Regions from separate parts of the Homo sapiens genome. Here region 2 is linked to region 1. A link is an interaction called in ENCODE POLR2A ChIA-PET data of the cell type or tissue named here. Cell type or tissue: endothelial cell of umbilical vein. All regions are shown on one strand. Links, peaks and the distances in the headings refer to the core of each region. The heading gives the core; the rest is flanking DNA. Region 1 overlaps ITPRIPL2 (ITPRIP like 2). Region 2 overlaps SYT17 (synaptotagmin 17).

Region 1 (2,859 bases), core at 360-2,859:
TAGACAGGGATGAGAAGTCAAAGTCTTCATCAAGGTCAAAAGCCACATGTTACAGAAAAAGTGACTTACTCCATAGAGGTTACATGAGATGCTCTGGAAGCACTTAGGTTAATTCCTTCACAGTGTTTGCTAGGATGTCAATTTTGGTGGAGCTGCTGAGTCAGAAAATGATAGAGGCCGGCCGCGGTGGCTCACTCACACCTGTAATCCCTGCACTTTGGGAGGCCGAGGCAGGTAGATCACCTGAGGTCAGGAGTTCGAGACCAGCCTGGCCAACATGATGAAACCCCATCTCTACTAAAAAAAAAAAAAAAAAATATATATATATATATATATATATTAGCCAGGCGTGGTGGCAGGTGCCTGTAATCCCAGCTACTCGGGAGGCTAAGGCCCAAGAATCACTTGAACCTGGGAGGAGGAGATTGCAGTGAGCCAAGATCATCCCACCGCACCCCAGCCTGTAAAACAAGAGCAAAACTCTGTCTCGAAAAAAAAAAAAAAAGAAAAGAAAATGATAGAAACATTCAGGGGTGAAGTCTGATCAGAACGACGCTTTTAGGCCAGGTGTGGTGGCTCGCGCCTATAATCCCAACACTTTGGGAGGCCGAGGTGGGAGGATGGCTTGAGTCCAGTAGTTCAAGACCAGCCTGGGCAACATAGGGAGACCCTGACTCTACAAATAATTTAAAAATTCGCTGGGTGTAGTGGCACATACCTGTGGTCCCAGCTAGTTGGGAGGCCGAGGCAGGAGGATCGCTTGAGCCCAGGAGGTCAAGGCTGCAATGAGCTGCAATCTTGCCACTGCACTCCAGCCTGGGCAACAGACTGAGACCCTGTCTCAAAAAACAAAAACAAAAACCTGTGTTCTTGGTAGTTGAAATGGTATGAGCCTAAGAAGCTTGCACCCCAAATCTAGCCACCAATCATCCCTGTAAAGGCACGAGCTAGGATACCACTAACCCCCCAAAATTAATTTAAATGTAAGAATAAAATACAAAGAAACAAGTTATTCTGCAATCCTTCTGATTACTCATCTGCAAACTCCGACAGAGCAAAGAAGTTTACCCCAAATCACCAGGAAGGAAATGCCAAAAACTGGCCCTAAGTGGTTTGATGTAGGATCTGACTCAAAAAGAGCAGCTTCGAGATCAAGTGTCCTCCTGGGAACTGTGAGTTAAGTGTTATCTATGGCTGTGTTAACTTTTTTTTTTTTCTTCTACAATAAAGCTTAACTCTGAGAGATAAAGATGACTTCAAATATCACGCCCCCAAGTATATATAACACTACCATATCCAAAACAAAAAATATGACTGTATACATACTCAGGGTGTTAACTACGTAAGGCAGTGGTCGCAAACTGGTGGCCCCCAGGCTCAAACAAATGTTTGGCCCACATGGTGTTTTGGACATTTTTTTAATTACTTGTTTAAAAATCATCAAGTTTCACTTTAAAAAAAAAAAACCTGATTTCCAGCTTGTTGCCCCATTTTTTTCTGCATGGCTGAGCAATGGCCCCCTCTTTAAAGGTGGGCACAGCTTCCCCCCCACCTCCCACCCCTGTTTCTACAGGCTGCTGAGTTTGCGACCCCTGGTTGGAAATAGCACTAAAAACATGTTTCCTAACCCAAACCTCTCTCACACCCTCACGCCATTTTCACTTCATTTCCCCTTCCCTCTCTTGCTTCACTTTCATCTTAAGTCCTCCTTCCCCAGGTCTTTGGATTTCTCTTGGTTCACTCGAATTCTCCTTTCTTTCAGCTTCAGTTTCATTTTGCAAAAAACATCTCCGCTCAGCCCACGATCATTCCAGGAAGGCTCCCAAGACTGGTCAGTGGGAGTTACCAAAGGGTGTCTCGCCACAAAATGACTGAGTCATCTTCCCCAGAAACATTTTCCTCCAGCACTGGCTGGACAACTAATTTTTTCTTTTTGCTGTTGTTACTGTGGAACTTCTTGCATGAGAATATTTGCATATATGAATCTCCAGTACCAAGCATACACCAAAAATGTGTACATTTCAGATGAAGGACATAACAGAGCCCTAATAAAATACAGAATTGAGCTTAATTTAACTGTCTTGGGCAACCATCATGCCTGGCTAATATGCCATATTATTTCCGTTGTACACAGTACATGTTTTGGTTTACTAAACATTGATCAAAATTGATCGAAATCTCTAAGTTTTGGTTACCATGTACAGAGAACAATTGCTCAGCATGGCATTTAAATAAAACAGTAATATTTTAAAAATTCACAAATACAATGCACAATTTATTTTAAAAAAATAAAATTTAAAAACCTTGAGGATGGATGAGGCTTTGGGTAATTAACCTGAAAAACAAAACTAACAAAAAACTACAAGAACAGTATGTTACCAGATTTATACTTTAAAACACTATTAAAAGAGGAACTCACTGACACTGCTAGAAATATTTCTAAAATTCAGCTTTTTAAAGCTTTTTTTTTTTTTTTTTGAGACGGAGTCTCGCTCGGTCACCCAGGCTGGAGTGCAGTGGTGTGATCTTGGCTCTCTGCAACCTTCACCTCCCGGGTTCAAGTGATTCTCCTGCCTTAGCCTCCCGAGTATCTGGGATTACAGGCGCCCGCCACCACGCCCAGCTAATTTTTGTATTTTTTAGTAGAGACAGAGTTTCACTATGTTGGCTAGGCTGGTCTTGAACTCCTGACCTCAGGTGATCCGCCCACCTCGCCTCCCAAAGTGCTGGGATTACAGGCGTGAGCCACCACGCCCAGCCTTAAAGCTTTATAATCCTTCCAACCCTTGATGTCCCCCACTGTAGTAAACAATGAGTACAGAGGAAGTTGTGGTTGAGTATGGAAATATATATATATAT
Region 2 (2,918 bases), core at 219-2,718, 100 kb before region 1:
TATCCCCTTCCTTCTTCCTTTAGCCATCTAATATTTGTTGAGCTCCTCCCATATGTCAGCATTGTGTTCATTTTACAGATAAGAAAACTGAGGACTCAAGGTGAGAAATCAGTTTTTAAAGATCTTGCTGGTGGACACAGAACCAGACTCAGAGCCTGCCCTGGATTTCTGTCTGTGGAAACCCATTATCATTTCAGTGAGCCCATAGCCCATATACAGGTGAATAGAGATGGCAGAATTATAATTCATTTTTAGATCATTTTACAGTTTACAAAGGGATTCATGTACATTATCTAATTTAATATTTGTTTAAACAACTTATCAAGATGAATACTGTTATTATGTCAGTTTTTGAGATTGAGAAATTGAGGCACATAGTGGTTAAGTAACTTCCCTAAAGCCACATCATTTGTAAGCCACATCATTTGACTCCTAAACCCTTAATGATTTTATCATACTGACTCTCCCATCGTGGTGAGTCTGAAACTCTTCAGTCTTAATACCATTGCCTCCACTGGCCCTTTCTAAGCCTCTGTTTTTATAATGTGGCTTTTGAGAATGCAAGGTGTCTTCTAGCTGTCACCTTATTGCAAAAGTAATTTATTTTAGCTACCGCACTTAGAGAAGACAATAATTCCACCACTGAGCTGAACAGATCCCTGACTACAGCTGCTTTCACAGTAATATCCTTTGCTGTCATGGAAGAAGCAACATGCAGATGGAATGGAATCTGTTCCGTTCCATTAAAAGTCATGTTTGAATGGTTTTTGCTATAATATACACACTTTAAATACAAGTCTTTTCAGAGTTGGAATTCATAAAAATTTATGGCACACATGAAATGAGCTGGCGAAAAACCTTAGGGTGTGTCCTCCACGCTCATTGATTAGAATGGATAGTCAATGCACACTATCGCCACCTGCAGGATGGCGTCTACATTGCAGGAATAGCATTTGGAAAGGCCAAGTCACTTCCTTGGGTTCAAATAGGTTTTAAGTTTCCAGTAGTTATCACAACCAGTCTCAGTCAACTCCCCAATTCCAATAGGGTTACTAAGATGGCATCATTTACCTGCCTCATCCTGAGATGAGTAATGCTCATCCAGGATACGGAAAAAGAAAACTGGGTTCTCCACACAAACACAGATGCCCCATTAATAAAGTGAGAGAAGAGGGGAATCACACGGTACCTGAACCTTGGCTCACATCTGTCTGAAGAAGTTGCTTGGCTCGAATGACATCAACATTCAGTCTGCCAGCACTTGGGAGATAATTCAGTGACAGAAGCAGCTCCCCCAGCTCCACTTCATTCTGTAGAGAAAGGAAATGATCAGGAAGTTGCCTTCTCCTTTTATTCCTTTTGCACCCACCATACAAGAAATTGATTGCAGCAGCTCACAAACAGGTTGCTGTGAGCGCATCAGTTGACAGTGGGAGCCTCTGTGTGTGACTTCTTTTCATCTCTGCCTCTAATTATTGTGGTCCATCTATCTCTGAGTTTTTTCCGCTCTTAGATCACTCAACAGCAACAACAATAACAACAAAAGCAGCAATAATTTTTTAAAAAATGCTTCACTGCCATGTACTACGCTAAGCGCTTTACATGTAATGACTAATGAGTCTGTGAGGTATTAGTATTAACTCTGTTTAACAGATGAGGAAACCGAGGCTCACAGGGTTAAATAACATGTCCAAAGCCACAGCAAGAAAGTGGTAGAGCTGGTACTTAAACCCAGGGAGGCTGATTTGGTTCCAGATACTCTGACTGCTGTTATTCTGCCATCCAATAGGATACCTGGGAGGTAGAATGCCCTGCAGAGGAACTGAGTGAGAAATCTGTTCTTAACCTGGAGTCCCCAGCAGATCCCACGCTTCTAACCTCACGATAGCAACACTCGGCACAGTGACATCCCTTGTTGAAGAGTACCCATCCCCTTGATGTCAGCTCTGTCACACTGTGGAAAATTCCCATGAACACCTAAGTGCATGACTCCATACTGCCAAAGGTACCTAGAAAACAGGAGGCCTCCCACTTCTCTGTCCCCTTTTAAAAAAAAAAGTATTGTAGAAAATTTCAGCCATATACAAAACAATAGACTAGCATAACAAATCTCCATCTATCCGTCACAAAATTGTAACAATTATCGACATTTTGCCAAATGGTATTTCACCTATATTCTGACTTGTGAAACGTTTTAGCTGAATATTTTAAACTAAGCCCTCGATATGGTGTCATTGTACCTGCATATCCTTCAGAATGCATCTTTAACTGATGAGGACATTAAAACAAGCATTTTAGTGTGGGAAATTTCCAGTCATATTCAAAACCAGACAGAAGAGTATACCCCACCATCTTCGTACCCAAACATCATTCAGCTTCAAAAATTCTCATCCCATGGTGAATCTCCCCTCACTTACACCTTCATTCAACTCCCCATATTCCTCTGAAGTAACTCCCAGTCATTATATTATTTGTAATATTTCAATATGTATCTTTAAAGGGTAACATCTCTATCTATCTATCTAACTGTCTCATCTATCTATAATCTAACCATCTATTATCTGTCAGTCATCTATTTATCTATGTCTATTATCTATCTTTATCATCTATCTTTCATCTCTATCTTTTTTGATGCCAGTCATTTCAACAAATTAATGCCAAATGCCTAGCACAATACCCAGCGGCTCTAGAACAATGCCTAGCACATAGTAGATACTCAATAAACATCTACTGACAGGGTGAACAGTCAAACCAAAAGATTCCTGTACTGAGTGAGTTAGTCCCCAAACAAACAAGAAACAATCTCGCATGTTAACTCAGAAGTTGCTAACAAACAGCCTGCAGGTGTATTTTGTTTGCCCCACATCACATTTTAACTTATAATTACTTGTTAATTATTATACAATTCAAGAATCAGG

The links. Peaks named below come from ENCODE experiments on the same cell type or tissue, not always from the same donor. Only the 100,000 strongest peaks of a DNase experiment are listed, where the experiment ranks them.
Region 2: POLR2A ChIA-PET joins it to region 1 with 5 read pairs; 4 of 35 experiments call an interaction of 5 or more read pairs at or near these places.

The regions. Positions count from the first base shown.
Region 1 is chr16:19,118,084-19,120,942 of GRCh38, reverse strand. It overlaps ITPRIPL2 (ITPRIP like 2), which reads right to left. Exons shown (of 1, transcript NM_001034841.4): 1 at 1-2,859. Among named protein-coding and RNA genes, the nearest start is that of ITPRIPL2, 5.5 kb to the right of the region's middle. In endothelial cell of umbilical vein, for the core only: no CTCF peak of the experiment used is centred there; a DNase peak (open chromatin) is centred at 1,852; H3K4me3 peaks cover 364 bases; H3K27ac peaks cover 2,331 bases.
Region 2 is chr16:19,221,437-19,224,354 of GRCh38, reverse strand. SYT17 (synaptotagmin 17) reads right to left here. Exons shown (of 8, transcript NM_016524.4): 6 at 1,190-1,310. Among named protein-coding and RNA genes, the nearest start is that of SYT17, 55 kb to the right of the region's middle. In endothelial cell of umbilical vein, for the core only: a CTCF peak has its summit at 946 (motif pointing left); no DNase peak of the experiment used is centred there.